Linked DNA regions of Homo sapiens: region 2 is linked to region 1. A link is an interaction called in ENCODE POLR2A ChIA-PET data of the cell type or tissue named here. Cell type or tissue: PC-9. All regions are shown on one strand. Each heading gives the region's core, and the rest is flanking DNA. Links, peaks and the distances in the headings are about the cores only. Region 1 holds the start of LOC105371912 (a long non-coding RNA gene). Region 2 overlaps TIMP2 (TIMP metallopeptidase inhibitor 2).

Region 1 (8,639 bases), core at 305-8,304:
GGAGCAGAGAAGGGAAGGCAGGTGTTGGGAGCGGGCGGGACAGAGGCCACAGAGGCCACCAGCTCCTGACACCAAAGAGGGCCCTGCCATTCCCACCCAGGAGAGGGCAGAGGTCAAGCGGCGGGGGGTGGGCTCTGTCTAGTGGCCACCATCCAGGTGCCCTCCTGCCCAAGCCTCCCAGGCAAGCAGGGAGGAGAGAAGGGACTAGGGAGGAACAGAGAGCGCCCCAACTGTGTATCCACAGGGAGCAGCAGACAGCATGGAAGCCTCCAAATCAGGACACCCCGATCCTTCTCCATGGAAACTGGGGGATGCCTCTCTTCTGTGGGGCTTGACTACCCCTCCCTTGCCCCATGGAGCCAAGACAGGCTTGGGGCTCAGGGATCGGGGTTTGGGGAGGGGCTGCTGTCCTAACTCTAACCCCCCCCACACACTCCCCCGCTACATCCCCACCGCCTGCCACCAGCGAGGCCCGTGGGGTCCTCCCTCCACCTCTCTTCTGTGAAGAGAGCAGAGAGAGTGATGGAGTCTGGGGCGGGTCCACATCTGGCTGAGGGGTGCTGAGGTCACAGCTGGGACCCACATGGCCCTTTGGTGGGGAGAGGAGCTGCCACCAAGGAGGATGAGGAGCCAGAGAGCATTGTTGGGGCTCCTGTGGGAGGCTGGGACCATAGAATGCTCTCAGGGGACCCCTGGACACTTACGGGGCTGCCCAGGCGATCTCTCTGGGGGAAGGTCGTGCCCATTCCAATCCCAGCACACTTTGGTGGGATGACACATGCACACCCAACCCAGAGGGAGCTGCTAGGCTTCTCCCCTGGGTGAGGGTGGCGGTCGGGCTGGGGTCCCTCTCTACCTGGACGGATGCTTCTCTGAGATAGATTCCGGGGGTTGGTTTTTCTTTCCCGGCCTTTTCCTCACTCTGCCCAGATCTGCAAACCCGGAGCTGGGGCTGGTCTGCTCCTCATTTGTCTCTGAGTTCCCTTCCAGAGTCGGGTCCTTAGGCAGCTGCCTAAGGACTGGCCTCCCAGGGTCACCCTCTGATGCATCTGGGACCAGTTGGAGTGGCTCTGGAAATATCCCCCCTTCCTCAGTCATCTCCACACTCCCCAGAATTGGGGTGGAGTTTCAGAGGTGGGGTGGAGGTGCTGGTGGGAGTACGGAAGAAAAAGGAGGCTGGGAGCAGCCTCCACTGTCCTCCTCTCCGGCCCTAGCACGCACTGCTTGCACCTGTGTTGGGTGCCCCTGTCCGGAAGACAACACACGGAGGGCACCTGAGTGGATGCGGGAGGCCAGCTGGGCTTGCTCAGGTGGGAAGTCAGGGAATCTGGGGGAGGCTGCAGGCTAAGTGGTTCTGGGGTGGGTGACGTCGTGGGAAATGCGTGTCTATCCCTCTGCCGGGCACACAGAGAACAGACTCCTCCAGTGAGTCCAGCAGGGCAGGGTGTGCTTGCCAGAGCACAGGCCAAGCTTCCTGCCAGCCAGGACTGCAGAGGGTCCCCCTTCTTCCCTCTCTCCTCCTCACCACACCTGCAAAGTGTGGGACCTGCTAGCTCAGTCCTCATTCCTTCCCTCCTTTTTCTCTCCCTACCTGTCCACCTTCCCCTGGCCTGGTGCTGGGAGGTCCTCTTCAGCCAGGCTGAGGCTGGCAGCCTCGTCTCCAGCCCCCTCCTCTGGCAGCCACAGCTAACTCTTGGCTCACACACCCACCTGGCTCCTTCACCCAGGGGAGCCCCACCTCCCAGCCATCCCTGGGTCTAGGATCCAGAATGCTCAATCCTGGATGTCGCCTCACTTTGCATTGAACCTTCCAGCCAAGGTCCCCACCCTTGCCCTTCCCTGTTCCTCCCTCCCACTCTCTGAACTTCCTAAAGCCCCTCCCCTCCCTGCCTGCAAGTCACCTGACTGGGAGGCCAGCCCTACCCAGATTCCCCACCCCAACTCTCCCAGCTCTGAAAACAAGAAGTGCTGTCCCTGCACTGCAAACCCCCACCTGGTCCCGGTCCACACATTCCAGCCATGCCGCTCAGGCAGTCATGCTCCTATAAACACGTACACACTCACACACGTGCACACATACGCACATATGTACATGCACAGCGCACACATGCACAATCACACAGGTATGCGTGTGCATCTGTGCATACACGTGTGCGCCCTCGTGCACACGCATACATGTGCATATTCACATTCTCACACACACATGCACACTCACATGCACACACGCACACGCACTCTTGAACCACCTGAACAGTTTTACACCCCATGCTTCTTCCTCTCAGGCTTGCGAAGTGCTACTTCCTATATCTTAAATCCCCTCCAGGGACCTGCAATTATGACTTGGGGTCACCATTAGCTCACCCAAGGCTCCTTCCAGAGCAGAACCCCCACCCCACCCTTCAGATCAGTTATACTTCCCTGCTCCCAAGAACTGACATATACTTTAGAATATATATAGCTGAGCTTAAAAAAAAAAAAGAAAAAAGAAAAAACCCTATTACTGTCGGATATTGGTTAATGATTGGTGAGGGAGTTGGAGGGGGAGAAATCCCCGCCCACAAGGCTCAGTTTCACTGGGAAAGGGACTTTCCTTAGAAGGAACCAAGACGTCTTGTATCATCAGCTCTTAACGATTTGGGAAGGGAAGCTAAATAGCTCTTTCCTGTAATTCGAACAACTAAATTATTCATCGAGAGCTGCAGACAGAGATTGGACAGTGACCCGAGAGGCAGGAGACCCCAGCCCAGCCCCATGACCCAGGCACAGGGCCACCTCCCCGGCTCCTGAGGGGCCAGTGCCCGAATTAGAGGGGTCTGGAAAGTGAGCGGCCCCAGGGGTCCCAGAGGGTGGTGGGAGAGCCTGGATTCTAGCTGGGAGATGGGGGAGGAGGGAGACAGGAGAGAGTCAAAGGGCCCTGGCACTCAGGGACTTGTCCAGATGGGAAGGGGCCTGAGTGGCTTCCCCTTGCTGTACCCCCTGCGGCCTGGAGCCCCTCCCCTGACCTTGGGCTGTTGGGGTGAAGCAGGCACGCCCAGAATCCTCCCTCAAGATATGGCCTGGCCTCCTTCTGCCACAGGAGGCTTGGAATGGGGAGGCAGGGAACAAGGGACAACCAAGCTTGTCCCTCAAATTCAAAACAGCCCGCAGTTCACTCCCCTTGATGCCCGGTTCTGGGCAGGGGAGACATGGCTGGGTGAGAAACACCGCCCCGAAGCTCCTGCTCCACCACGCACTCGCCCTCAGCGTGCAGGCCTTGTGCTCCGAGCCGGGAGGGAGGCAGAGACGGCATTGGCTTGGAATGGGATCCTCAAGCATCGTTCTCTGTTGGGGGCCCAGCTCTGTCCATCCGGGGGAACCAACCACAGGAGCAGGGGCTGGGGAAGGGGACCCAGGCGCGGCCGTGGCTGGCCACATCCCGGCACAAGTCTCCTTTTCCAACAAGAAAGGGCTCTGGGAGGAGAGACCTAGGCCTTCTCTGCCTCCCCACTCCCTCCCGTGGTGCACAGTGCCTGGACTTGGTAGGTGCTCTGTAAACACCAAAGGAGCCAGTGGGTGCACAGATCGAGGCTGGACAGACAGACAGATGCAGGGAGGGAAACGATAAGGGGCAGGAAGTGAGTGGGTGCGCGTGTGTGAGGACTGAGATTCAGTGAGTTCGGTGAGGGAAAAAGTCAACAGGGGACCAGAGGAAAAGTAAAAGAGAAAGAGAGAGACCCAGGAGGAGGAGGAGGAGCAGGGCAGGAGGCCCTTTTGGAAACTGGAGCCCCGGGGGGCAGCACGTGCTGACTCACCGCCCGCCTTCCATTTTCCCTGTTTCCTGGGGATTCTCATTTTATTTTCGGGAAAGCTGCCTGCTCTGTGACTAATTTGTTCTTAAACAAACCAAACCCAGGCAGTGGGGAGGCTGGGCGGGGCCTGAGTCACTCTCTACCCAGGGGGGGACCACACCTCAGGGGGTGGCCTCCCCCACACTCCTGAGGGTTTCCCAGCCTTGGCCTGCAGGTGACTCCACTGCTCCTCAGAGACACAGTGCCCACTCCTGACAGGGACACCCTGGGCTGCAAAGAACCCCAGGCTGCTGAGCAAGCTCCTTGGTTATCCACAGCCTAAAACCATGCCTGGCACAGAGGCCATGCTCAGTTTGTGTTTGTTGACTGACTGTCTGACTGACCAACTCTGATTCCTCACTCTCCTCTCCCACTAACTCCTCCTTGAACCCTACCTTTCCCACAGGCCCTCGGCTGCATGACATGGACTTTACTAATGACCACCCTTTACCGGAACCATAATCTCTGCCAAACCCCAGGATAAATGGGTTCTTTCTCTGAATCTGCAGGACCCTGCAGGACCCTGCCTGGCCTCTGGGGTGTGTTCCTAACCACTTTGCCTTCTGGGTTCACTCAGGGCTGTCATCCCCCCGCCTATCTGTGCCCATCTGGCAGCAGAGCAGATCAGGAGGGCAGCCTGCAGCCCCCAGGCCCACCTCCGGGCAAGAGGGAGATGCCACTCCCTTTATTTTACAGAAGAAGAAACTGAGGCTCAGAGAGGTGCGAGGTCACTGGGCCAGGGAGCAGCAGACGCAAGATTTGAACCCAGATCTCAAGGCATCCTCACTTACCCTAGTCTGCCATCTGCTACACTCCACTGCAGGCTGTGAAGCCGAGACCAGGGCCCCGAAAACAGCTCAGCCCTGGGCCTCATGAGGCAGGATGACGTGAACCAGGGGGCGGGTGGGGGTTTTGTCTCCAGCTCTGGGGAGGGGGGCGCCCAGCAGGATACAGCCACTAAACCCAGGTCTCCAAAGTGGGACATGTATAAGACAACTCACTGGCATACGGAAAGGAAAACAACCCCTCTGTTTCTATTTTTTAATTCATCCTCTTTAAATCTCAACTTCTATGGATACATAATATATAAACCCAGTAATAAAGTGCCTATGGTTTATAAATAAATAAATATACACGCCCGGGGAGAAAAGTGCCCCCACCCCCACTGCAGTGGTCGCACCTTGCCTAGTAGGTGCTCAATAAACATTTCTGTGACTGGGGCAGCCAGGAGGCAGCTCTTCCTGTGTCAGGAGACACACCCACCCCCAGCACCTCCTCCAGCCGAGCCCACCTGCGCCCTGGGCAGGGCGTGGCTGCGGGCTTGGCTCCCCGCCTCCGCCTGGCCCTGGCGTGGCGCCACCTTCCACCGGGTGGCCGCGAGAATACCGGGAAGGGAGGCGGGTTCGCCTCGCAGCTGCTGAAAGCCCGCCCCACGGCTTCCCCGGGCTGCCCCCAGCTCCCTCCCTCCTCCCGCTCACCCTGGGGAGAGCGGCGCTGGGAGGCCCTGGGCGCCCTCAGGACGGGACGGGTCCCCGGGGGTGGCACGCGCCCAGGGTGGCCCAGCAGGGCGCGGCAGCCTGGGGCGCCCGAGCACCTGGCTCGGCCCTGCCCTCGGCCAAGGGCCGCCCCGGGCTCCAGCCGCCGAGCCTTGCGCCGCTCGGGAGCACGTTTCCAGTAAGCGCGAGCAAGTGGAGCCGGGCCGAGTTCCCGACAGCCCGGCCCGGGCACGGGCTCGCAGAGAAGCCGGGGCCGCGCCGCAGCGGCTGCATCCGCACCACGATCAATGCGCACCCGCGCCGCTCCGGGCTCCCTTCCTGCCCGTGGAGCGGCGGGGGTCCGAGGTCGTCCGAGCCCGCTGGGCTGCAGGTCCCCGCGCCCCCGCCCCATCATGCCTGGGTCCTCGGTCCCCTCATTCCTGTCTCTGCTGGACAAGCCTCCAACAGTCAGTCCTGCCCAAGAGCTGCGAGGAGCATTAACCTGGCGCGGTGCTTAGGGCCCTGCCTGGAGACCCCCGCATTGGCCACTGCTCTTACTATCAGATACCAAATCCTAGACTTTGGAAGCTGAACCAGCCAACCCCGTCTCTTAACTACAACTATTTTCTACGCTCACCCTTCCCCCAGCTTTTTTTTTTTTTTTTTTTTTTTTTGGCAGAGTCTTGCTATGTCACCCAGGTTGGAGTGCAGTGGTGCCATCTCGGCTCACTGCAACCTCCACCTCCCGGGTTCAAGTGATTCTTCCACCTCAGCCTCCCAAGTAGCTGGGACTACAGGCGCGCGCCAACACACCTAGCTAATTTTTGTATTTTTTGTAGAGATGAGGGTTCACCATGTTGGCCAGGCTGGTCTCGAACTCCTGACCTCAAATGATCCGCCCGCCTTGGCCTCCCAAAGTGCTGGGATTACAGGCATGAGCCACCATGCCCAGCCAGTGGCCTGTGTTTGTTACTGCCTGAGACTCCTCTCAAGGGCAGGGGCTGTGTCACGGGTATCTCCTATTGCAAGCTTGGTTCACGACCTGGCCTGCAGCGGGACGGCTGTATTATATACAGATGGGGTTACCCCAGGTAGAACCACGACCATATGAGGTGCTGGCCAAGGGGGAGGGATTATGGCTAGATGGTGGAAGGAGGAAGTTATCAGTAGAAACTATGGCAGAGTGAGGGACCACCATACACCTTTCCCCTTTATCCTGTTCATTTTTGTTTATGTTAACTAATTTCCTTTTTTCCCTCTTTTTTTTTCCTTACTATTCTACATAAAGTATAGGACCCAGGGTCACCACATAATGTTGTCCAGGCTGCACACTGCACAATTCCAAGAGGGCACTATTGGAAAAATCTATATTGCAAATGATACTTATGCCTCTGGGGGCCCTGGGGATGGGTGACTTTAATTAATCTCATGGGATTTCTGCCCAGAAGAGGAGTGAGCACCACCCACAGCTGGAGAGTGACTGATCAGAACATCAGGTTTTTCATTCTGGGGAGAGGGTGTGTGTGTGTGTGTGTGTGTGTGTGTGTGTTTGGGGCACAGTTGTATAGCATTAGGTGAAAGCTCTTGCTGCTTTTTATGCCATGGTGTGGAAGATCAGCAAGATGCTGGCTGGTGGAATCAGCTCCTTTAATCTTTTTTTTAGATGGTTGGTGTCTTGGTCCATTCATGCTGCTTTAGCAAAATACCTAGACTGGGTAATTTTCAAAGAACAGAAATGTATTTCTCACAGTTCTGGAGGCTGAGAAGTCCAAGATCATGGTGCTGGCAGGTTTGGTATTGGTGAGGGCTGCTCTCTGCTTCCAAGATGGTGACTTGGTGCTGCACCCTCCGGAGAGAATGAACACTGCATCCTTACAGGGCAGAAGGGATGGAAGGGCAAAAAATGAGCTGAATTGAACACTCTACAAAGCCTTTCTTTCTTTCTTTCTTTCTTTCTCTCTCTCTCTCTCTCTTTCTTTCTTTCGACAGAGCCTCGCCCTGTGTCACCCAGGCTGGAGCGCAGTGGCGCCATCTCAGCTCACTGCAACCTCTGCCTCTCAGGTTCAAGTGATTCTCCTGCCTCAGCCTTCCGAGTAGCTGAGATTGCAGGCCTGGGCCACCACACCCAGCTAACTTTTTGTATTTTTAATAGAGACGGGTCTCGCCATGTTGACCAGGCTGGTCTTGAACTCCTGACCTCAGGTGATCTGCCAGCCTTAGCCTCCCAAAGTGCTGGGATTATAGGCGTGAGCCACCACGTCCAGCCTTCAAAGCCTCTTTTATAAAGGTCTTAATCCCATTCACGAGGGAGAAGCTCTCCTGACCTAATCACCTCCCAAAGAACCCACCTCTTAACACTATTGCATGGAGTTATGATGGGGGTTACATTCAGACCACAGCAGTGGGAAAGCTAGAAACTCTTTCCCAGGTTCTCTCTAGATGTGACTTTCTCTCTGCAAATCAATGCGTTCTTGTGGGATTGGAAAGTGGAAGGAAGACAGACTCTTGTCTTTCTGCAGCTGCATGGGTATGAAAGTGGGTTCCAGCAGAAGCACTGGTTGGCAGTGGCTCCATTTCCCATTCTGCCATCTCAGTGCCTGATTTGTGGGTGTGGGAGTGGGGAGGATCGGGGACTGTGGTGGAGGCGTGGCCTTACCCCAGAAAGCTTTGACCTTCCATCTCTCCCAGTGATTGTTTTTCTCAAGCCCATGAATCTTTTCCAATGATTTTATGAATTCCTGATTCCTTATGTTAAAATCCCTTTTGGCTTGAACCACCTGAGGTGGATTCGCCTTGCACAGAACCCTGACAGGTACACAGTGCAAAATGCAGCAATGGGGCACATAGGTGCTGGCGCATCTGTCCAAAGGAACACTGGAAGGGAGAGAGCGAGAGCCCTTTCAAGGCTGATAGAGGACAGTCTGACAGTCTAATACATATTAAGGGATAAAAATCAAGGTGCGGAAGAGTGTGTATGGCATGCTATGATTTGTATGGGGGTAGAAAGAAGAAAGTTTGGCGGGGCGTGGTGGCTTATGCCTGTAATCCCCGCACTTTGGGAGGCTGAGGTGGGCGGATCACCTGAGGTCAGTAGCTTGAGACCAGCCTGGCCAACATAGTGAAACCCCATCTCTACTAAAAAAATATAAAAATTAGCCAGGTGTGGTGGTATGCACCTATAATCCTACCTACTCACTCAGGAGGCTGAGGCAGGAGAATCACTTGAACCCAGAAGGTGGAAGTTGCAGTGAGCCGAGATTGTACCACTGCACTCTAGCCTGGGCGACAGAGCGAGACTCCATCTCAAAAAAAAAAAAAAAAAGAAAGAAAGAAAGAA
Region 2 (8,639 bases), core at 335-8,334, 560 kb before region 1:
TTTTCTTTCTTTTCTTTTTTTAAAAGACGGAGTCTCACTCTGTTGCCCAGGCTGGAGTGCAGTGGCATGATCTCAGCTCACTGCAACTTTCACCTCCTGGGTTCAAGCGATTCTCCTGCCTCAGCCTCCCAAGTGGCTGGGATTTTTGTATTTTTTGTAGAGATGGGGTTTCACCATGTTGGCTAGGCTGGTCTCAAACTCCTGACCTCAAGTGATCCGCCCGCCTCGGCCTCCCGAAGTGCTGGGATTATAGGAGTGAGCCACCGTGCCTGGCCCTGGTTTGCTTGTGAGCTGGTGACTCTGCTACATGAAGAGCAAACTTTGACCAAGTTAATCTGGCACATTGACTAATTTGCATAAACATTTTTGGTGCAGCATTGTCGTAAGGTATATAGATTAGGCAGGGAGCAAGAGAGCCAAGGACAAACTGCACCTGGGCCACCAGCCCAAAGTTGTCAGCGTCATCTCAGCTCCATCTGGCAAAGAGTTAGTGAGCACCAACTGTTCTGCAGTCAGAATCTAGCCTCAACCTGTTAGGACCTCCCAGGGCCCTGAGCAGACAGGTGTGCAGGAACTGACAGCAGGATGGAAAAGAGATGGGGAATATACCAAGTGCTGCAGAAGGACAGGATTTCCCAGAGGAAGACAGAAAAGGGCTATTTTAGCTGGGTCTTGAAGAATGAAGAAAAGTTCTCCAGGCAGAGAGGGGAGATGGCATTTGGGGCGGAAGAAACTTGCCTGTTCAGGCTGGGTGTGGTGGCTCACACCTGTAATCCCAGCACTTTGGGAGGCCAAAGTGGGCGGATCACTTGAGGTCAGGAGTTCGAGACCAGCCTGGCCAACATGCTAAAACCCTGTCTCTACTAAAAATACCAAAAAAAAAAAAAATTAGCCTGGCAAGGTGGCAGTTACCTGTAACCCCAGCTACTCAGGAGGCTGAGGCAGGAGAATTGCTTGAACCTGGGAGGTGGAGGTTGCAGTGAGCTGAGATCAAGCCATTGCACTCCAGCCTGGGTGACAAAAGTGAAACTCCGTCTCAAAAAAATATATATGGTAATTAGCCAGGCATGGTGGTGCCCACCTGTAATCCCAGCTACCTGGGAAGCTAAGGCAGGAGAGTCATTTGAACCTGGGAGATGGCTGAGATTGCGCCACTGCACTCCAGCCTAGCAGGGGTGGGGATGACAGAGCAAGACTCTGTCTAAAAAAAAAAGAAAGAAAGAAACTTGTCTGTTCAGAGGTGTGGATGCACCTGGGCGTGTTCAGGGCAGACAAGTATTATGAAGTGGTAGAATAGTGGGAGCATGGGTGGGGGGTGTTGGGCACAGCAGCTGAGGCCCCTGGCTGACTTCAGGTTGCAAAGGCGCTCATATTTTAGGGGAGGGCAGGGGGCAGCCAAGGATGATGTTTGAGCAGAAACGAACGTGAATAAAAAAAGACAGCTGGTTGCGGTGGATGAGAGGATGGTTAGGAGGGCACTGGAAATAGGGGGCCGTCAGGGCAAAGCCGTCTGTTCTGGAGTGGCCTGCCGGGAGACATTTCCTAGATGTGGCTTTTCAGGATGAGGCATGGATTAGCCTGGGAAACAGGAACCTGTGGCCTTGGCCAGTCATGACTCAGCTCCAACAGAAGAAGAAAGAAGAAAGGGGTTTGTGCCCAGGCGAGGCAGTGGGGCTGTGGTGTGGGACTCTGATGCCAGCCTGGGATCCAGAGAGCATTGGTGGGGCCCAGGGGGATGGACACAGATGGAGCACCCACACGCCTGAGCCTCCTTGCCCCTGTGGGAAGAGACAGCCCTGCCTAAGGGGTTCTAAGAGATTTGAGCCGACCACGTGGGGTGGGGCTGGGGCTGGGGCTAGGAGGCTGCCTGGAGCCTGGCGTGGTCTGCTCCTTACCTCTCTGTTTTGCTCATATCCACCGTAACATAACACTTACCCAGAGTGACCCTGAAGAGCTGAGTTTGGGAGGGCAAAGCTTTTAAAGCCATTAAAACAGACCATGTCACCAACTAATGGCCTTGAAATTAAGAAAGGGAGGGCTCTACCCAACCCTGCCCAAGTGACAGCATGAACTACTGATCTGCTTGTCCTCAGGTTACCAGGAGTGGAACAGAATCCTGGCTTAATTGCTAGGAGAAAGCCCTGTGTTGCATGGCCTGTCAGCAACCTCAGGCTCCAGAATATTCTGGAATTGCCCCAGCCCAGCCTCTTCCCCAACTCCTTTCTGTTTGGTTGGGGCTTAGTTGGGATCCTCTTTCCTTCTGTTTGTCCTTCCTCAGCATCTGTCCCTTGGGTCTGCCAGCTGTGCCTGCCGATGTCTCCTTTGGGTGAAACTTCCTGCCCCTGCCCCTGTTGTGCCCCTGATAGACTCTGTGTTACTGTAAAGAATCACCCAGGCTGGGCGCAGTGGCTCACGCCTGTAATCTCAGCACTTTGGGAGGCCGAAGCAGGTGGATCATTTGAAGTCAGGAGTTCGAGAACAGCCTGGCCAACATGATGAAACCCTGTCTCTACTAAAAATACAAAAATTAAGGTTGGGCACTGTAGCTCATGCCTATAATCCCAGCACTTTGGGAGGCTGAGGCAGGTGGATCACCTGAGGTCAGGAGCTCAAGACCAGCCTGGCCAACATGGCGAAACGCTTTCTCTACTAAAAATACAAAAATTAGCTGGGTGTGGTGGCAGCTGCCTATAATCAGAGCTACTTGAGAAGCTGAGGCAGGAGAATTTCTTGAACCCAGGAGGCAGAAGTTGCAGTGAGCCAAGATCATGCCACTGCACTCTAGCCTGGACGACAGAGTGAGACTCCGTCTGAAAAAAAAAAAAAATTAACCGGGCGTGGTGACAGACGCCTGTAATCCCAGCTACTTGAGAGGCTGAGGCAGGAGAATCACTTGAACCTGGGAGATAGAGGTTGCAGTGAGCCAAAACGGTGCCACTGCACTCCAGCCTGGGCAACAGCGCGAGACTCCATCTCAATAACAACAACAACAAAAATTACTCATAGAACATTTTCCAGGTCAGGAAAGATGAGAAGAGCTGGATAGACCTTTCCAGATGTAAGACCCCCAAAGCTAAATATGCCGGGTACGTTTAAGGCCCCTTTAAGGTGGATAACTCCCCCTCTGCCCTCAGCCCAGAAAAGCTTGTTTCCAATAGGCCGTGGCTGGAGGGTGGGGAAATGTCCCATCCTTCGCGGAATGTGTGGGATTGTGGGTCAGTTCCATGGGGTACCTGCTTGCCCCAGCCACCAGTGAGTACCCACTGGAGAGAAGGAAAAAAAAAGCCAAAAGCACTCAAGCATGATATCAACAGATGAGCTTCAGTCAAATCAATGACTGCCTCCCACTGTTACAGAAACTGCCTTGGTCACAAGGGACTCTGGGCTTCTGGCTTGGGCCCCTGTCAACAAAGAAGGGATTCTTGTTGAAGAATCGTGGAAGGAGGAGGAGGAGGCTGGGCATCATCTCTCAGCCTGGAGGAGGAGACGCCATGCCGGGGGCTGGGATCACCATGCCCCTTGCCCGTCTCGCACCTTGCTGCTGTCTGTAACCCCCCAGCACCTCCCGCAGGCCTGGACGTCTTATCCCTCTCCTTAGCCCCAGGAGCGTGTTTCAGGAACTCTCCTCACCTCTGTGTCTTGTGTTTTGCAGTGATCAGGGCCAAAGCGGTCAGTGAGAAGGAAGTGGACTCTGGAAACGACATTTATGGCAACCCTATCAAGAGGATCCAGTATGAGATCAAGCAGATAAAGGTAATAGTGGCTGCCGGCATCCCGGGCTGCACTGTGGGCACAGCTGTGGGGTGTTGGGGTTGGCAGAGAGCCTGGGTCCCTGGAACACGATCTGGCCACCTGTGGACTAGAGCAGAGGATGAGGTCATCAAGCTGCAAATAGATCCGATTTCCCTTAATCCTCGAATGCCTGAAAAGTTGTGTGGAGATGACATGCTCCCCACAAATTCAATTCCTTCAGAAACCTGTCCGGGCGTTGCGGCTCACACCTGTAATCCCAGCACTTCGGGAGGCCGAGGTGGGCGGATCACTTGAGCTCAGGAGTTCAAGACCAGTCTGGGCAACATGGTGAAAATCCATCTCTACAAAAAACCAGCCAGGCATGGTAGCGCCCACCTGTGGTCCCAGCTATTCGGGAGGCTGAGGTGGGAGAATCGCTTAAGCCCAGGAGGCAGAGGTTGCAGTGAGACATCTCACCACTGTATTCCAGCCTGGGTGACAGAGTGAGAGCTTGTATTAAAAAAAAAAAAAAAAAATATGTGGCAGGGAGGGCAGGGAGGGCAGGGCCTGGCCTGGGGCAGGAGAGGTGATGCTATTGTCATTGACAGTAACTAACATGGTCTGTAAGAGAGACGAAAATTCATGTCGCAGGTGGAGGGACAGCCGTGTGATATGGTGGTAGTTGTAGTCATCGATATTTAATTTTGTCATTAAAAATAAAAAGTAAACCAGGCACAGTGTCTCATGAGTATAGTCCCAGGTGAGTGGATCACCTGAAGTCAGGAGTTCAAGACCAGCCTGGCCAACATGGAGAAACCCCATGTATCTACTAAAAATACAAAAATTAGCTGGGCGTGGTGGCGAGTGCCTGTGATCCCAGCTACTTGGGAGGCTGAGGCAGGAGAACACTTAAACCTGGGAGGCAGAGGTTGCCGTGAGCTGAGATTGCACCACTGCATTCCAGCCTGTGCGACAAGAGCGAAACTCCATCTCAAAAAAAGAAAAAAAAAAAAGTAGCTGAAAATCAATGTTATCAGAAGGTCAGTGGAATGCTTCATCATCACATGTATGTCAGTTTAAGGGGATGACCTAGTCTCTCAGTGCCTGAGTCTCTTTCTTTACGAAGCAGGAAAGAGGATCTGCTCTTACGACCTCATAAAGGGGTCGTGAAAAGGCCAGTGCCAGTGCCCAGGAAATGCTTTTAGCCTTTTGGCAAATGATGTCATTTAGTACAGCATCAACATAACCTTTCCTGGTACAAGCTGGAGTGTCACTCTCAAGCCATTTGTCATGACATCAGGCATGCTTCCATTCCATTTGGGTTTGCTTATTGAAACTCTTCGGGGGGAAAAAAACAGCCTCCCTGAGTGCTGAGAAAATGCCATTCTTCACCTGGGCAGCAGGTGCGTTCCTGAAAGGCTGTGAGTAAATCACATGTTGAGAAAGCAAACTCTTCTGGCCCATGGAGTTATGTCCTAATTCCTGAGGTGCCTCTCTGCTCTCATTGCCATCAAGTAGACAATATTTGACCAAAATTCCTGGAAATATAGGTTGGGTGGAGTGACTTATGCCTGTAATCCCAGAACTTTGGGAGGCCGAGGCAGGAGGATTGCTTGAGCTCAGGAGTTTGAGACCAGCCTGGGTAATAGAGCGAGACCTCGTCTCTGCTAATTAAAAAAAAAAAAAAGCCAAGCATGGTGGCATGCGCCTATAGTCCCAGCTACTCGGGAGGCTGAGGTGGGAGGATCACTTGAGCCTGGGAAGTTGAGGTTGCAGCCCCAGCCTGAGCAACAGAGTGAGACCCTATCTCAAAAAAATAAAAAATTCCTGGAAATATGCAAAAGTCATGGTCCTTCATGGTGGTCCAGAGTCACGTGGAGGTACAAAAGCCCCTCCCCATAGATTCAGAAATGACCTCTTTGGGGTGGGGGGTGAGGGAACAGAGGTGTTGTCTGAGGATGTCATGCTCCAGATGACAGTCTTTTTTTTTTTTTTTGAGATGGAGTCTTGCTGTCTCCCAGGCTGGAGCGCAGTGGCACGATCATGGCTCACTGCAAGCTCCGCCTCCTGGGTTCACGCCATTCTCCTGCCTCAGCCTCCCGAGTAGCTGGGACTACAGGCGCCCGCCACCACGCCCAGCTAAATTTCTGTATTTTTAGTAGAGACAGGGTTTCACCATGTTAGCCAGGATGGTGTCGATCTTCTGACCTCGTGATCTGCCTGCCTCGGCCTCCCAAAGTGCTGGGATTACTGGTGTGAGCCACTTCGCCCGGCACAGATGAGTCTTGTGCTCACCTGCTGTGATCTGCCACACTAAAAGTTGAGTGACTCCAAAGAATCACTTTGCTATAAGAAGTCTTTTTCTTTTCTTTTTTTTTTTTTTTTTTTTTGACGGAGTCTTACTCTGTCATACAGGTAGGAGTACAGTGGCGCCATCTCAGCTCACTGCAACCTCCACCTCGCAGGTTCAAGCGATTCTCCTGCCTCAGCCTCCCACATAGCTGGGATTACAGGCGCTTGCCACCATGCTCAGCTAATTTTTGTATTTTTAGTAGAAACAGGGTTTTGCTACGTTGGCCAGGCTGGTCTCAAACTCCTGACCTCAAGCGACCTGCCCACCTCAGCCTCCCAAAGTGCTGGGACTACAGCCATGAGCCCTGAGCCCAGCTGGAACGGTCTTTTCCTAACCCATGTATTTGCACTTCCTGGTCCTCTTGGGTGCTGGCTGTACCCCAGCTACAGGTTGTGCCGCCCAGGGTGTTCTGGATGGGAACGGAATTCACCAACTGTGTGGCCTCCCTCTGCTTACATGTCCTCCTCCTTGTCTTTCCAGATGTTCAAAGGGCCTGAGAAGGATATAGAGTTTATCTACACGGCCCCCTCCTCGGCAGTGTGTGGGGTCTCGCTGGACGTTGGAGGAAAGAAGGAATATCTCATTGCAGGTGTGTATGAGTGGGGCCATCAGCCGGAGGCTGGCACAGAAGTGGGGCTGTTCCTAGACGCGGTCCAGGGCTCGTTTCCCAGGCTCGGGGGGTGGGGAGGCGGAGTAGCTGAGGAACAGTGAGGCAGGGTACGGAGCCCTCTCGGCCACTTCCCGTCAGAGAATGCTAGTGAATGTTCACTACCTGCCAATTTCCTGGGAAATTTGAGATTGGTGGACAAAAAAAAGGGAGCATTTTTGCCTTTTGTTCCTAAAAGGGAGGCGAGTGCGGGATGCTGGAGACATGCAGGGCAGAGAAACCCTTTCTGCCGTCGGGAGGGCCAAAAGCTCGCGTAACATCTGTGGATACTATGCACGAGACCTGCTTGACTTATTCATTCATCTGTCTCCTTTTTTTATTGTGGTAAAATAATACGTAACAAAATGTAGCCATGTTAATTAACCATTTTCTTTCTTTCTTTCTTTCTTTCTTTCTTTTTTTTTGAGACAGAGTGTCGCTCTGTCGCCCAGGCTGGAGTGCAGTGGTGCGATCTTGGCTTACTGCAACCTCCACCTCCTGGGTTCAAGCGATTCTCCTGCCTCAGCCTCCCGAGTAGTTGGGATTACAGGCACACGCCACCACGCCCAGCTAATTTTTGTATTTTTAGTAGAGATGGGGTTCTACCGTGTTGGTCAGGCTGGTCTCGAACTCCTGACCTCAGGTGATCCACCCACCTCGGCCTCCCAAAGTGGCAGGATTACAGGCGCGAGCCACCGCGCCCGGCCAACCATTTTCAAGTGTACACTTCAGTGGCATTAGATACATTCGCTATTGTGCAACCATCACCACCATCTGTCTCCACATCTTCCCAAACCAAAACTCCGTCCCCGTTAAACACTAACTCCCCCTTCTCTCTTCCTCAGCCTTGGCCCACCTCCATTTTACTTTCTGTCTCTGTGGATTTGACTACTCCAGGGGCCTCACATGGGTGGAACCCTGCAGTGTTTGTCCTCTCTGTCTGGCTTATTTCAGTAGCATCATGTTTTCAAGGTTCGTTCACGTTACAGCATACATCAGAATTTCCTTACTCTTTTTTTTGTTTTTGAGACAGAGTCTCGCTCTATTTCCCAGGCTGGGGTGCAATGGCACTATCTCGGCTCACTGCAACCTCCGCTTCCCAGGTTCAAGCGATTCTCCTGCCTCAGCCTCTCAAGTAGCTGGGATTATAGGCACACGCCACCACACCTGGCTAATTTTTTTTTGTATTTTTAGTACAGACAGGGTTTCACCACGTTGACCAGGCTGGTCTCCAACTTCTGACCTCAGGTGATCCGCCCACCTCAGCCTCCCAAAGTGTTGGGATTACAGGCGTGAGCCACCACACCCGGCCCAAAATGTCCTTACTTTTTAAGGATGAATAATATTTCATTGTATGAATGTAGCACATTTTGTTTATTGTTGCATCTCTTTGTTTATAGTTTTTTGGTTTGTTTTTTTTTTTTTTGAGACAAAGTCTTGCTCTGTTTCCCAGGCTGGAGTGCGATCATGACTCACTGCAACCTCGATCTCCTGGGGTCAAGTGATCCTCTCGCCTCAGCCTCCCAAAGTGCTGAGATCAACTACAGGTGTGTGCCACCACACCCAGCTAATTTTTTTATTTTTTGGTAAAGAAGTCTCACCATGTTGCCCAGGCTGGTCTTGAACTCCGAGGCTCAAGCAATCCTCCTGCCTCAGCCTCCCAAAGTACTGGGATTATAGGCGTGAGCCACTGTGCCCAGCCTATATTTTTATTCCTAAGTAAAATTATTTTCCCTTACTTCCTTCTACGGCCTCCTCTGCTTGCCCAGCTAGGCTGAACCACAGGAGGCCAGGACAGGATTCTCAATCTCAGCACTATTAACATTTGGGGATGGACCATTCTTTGTTGTGGGGGCCTACCTTATGCATTATAGGATATTCAGCTGCATCCCTGGCCCCCACCCTCTA

The links. Peaks named below come from ENCODE experiments on the same cell type or tissue, not always from the same donor. Only the 100,000 strongest peaks of a DNase experiment are listed, where the experiment ranks them.
Region 2: POLR2A ChIA-PET joins it to region 1 with 5 read pairs; 1 of 35 experiments calls an interaction of 5 or more read pairs at or near these places.

The regions. Positions count from the first base shown.
Region 1 is chr17:78,310,941-78,319,579 of GRCh38, reverse strand. LOC105371912 (a long non-coding RNA gene) reads right to left here and starts at 3,864. Exons shown (of 2, transcript NR_188632.1): 1 at 3,792-3,864. RefSeq lists enhancers at 1,758-2,052, 2,484-2,553, 3,718-4,012, 3,976-4,175, 3,689-4,447 and silencers at 3,856-3,905, 5,113-5,582. In PC-9, for the core only: CTCF peaks have their summits at 3,958 and 4,157; DNase peaks (open chromatin) are centred at 3,899 and 5,149; H3K4me3 peaks cover 2,657 bases; H3K27ac peaks cover 3,960 bases.
Region 2 is chr17:78,868,933-78,877,571 of GRCh38, reverse strand. TIMP2 (TIMP metallopeptidase inhibitor 2) reads left to right here. Exons shown (of 5, transcript NM_003255.5): 2 at 3,653-3,753; 3 at 6,566-6,674. Among named protein-coding and RNA genes, the nearest start is that of CEP295NL, 30 kb to the left of the region's middle. RefSeq lists an enhancer at 3,389-3,889. In PC-9, for the core only: no CTCF peak of the experiment used is centred there; a DNase peak (open chromatin) is centred at 3,821; H3K27ac peaks cover 1,786 bases.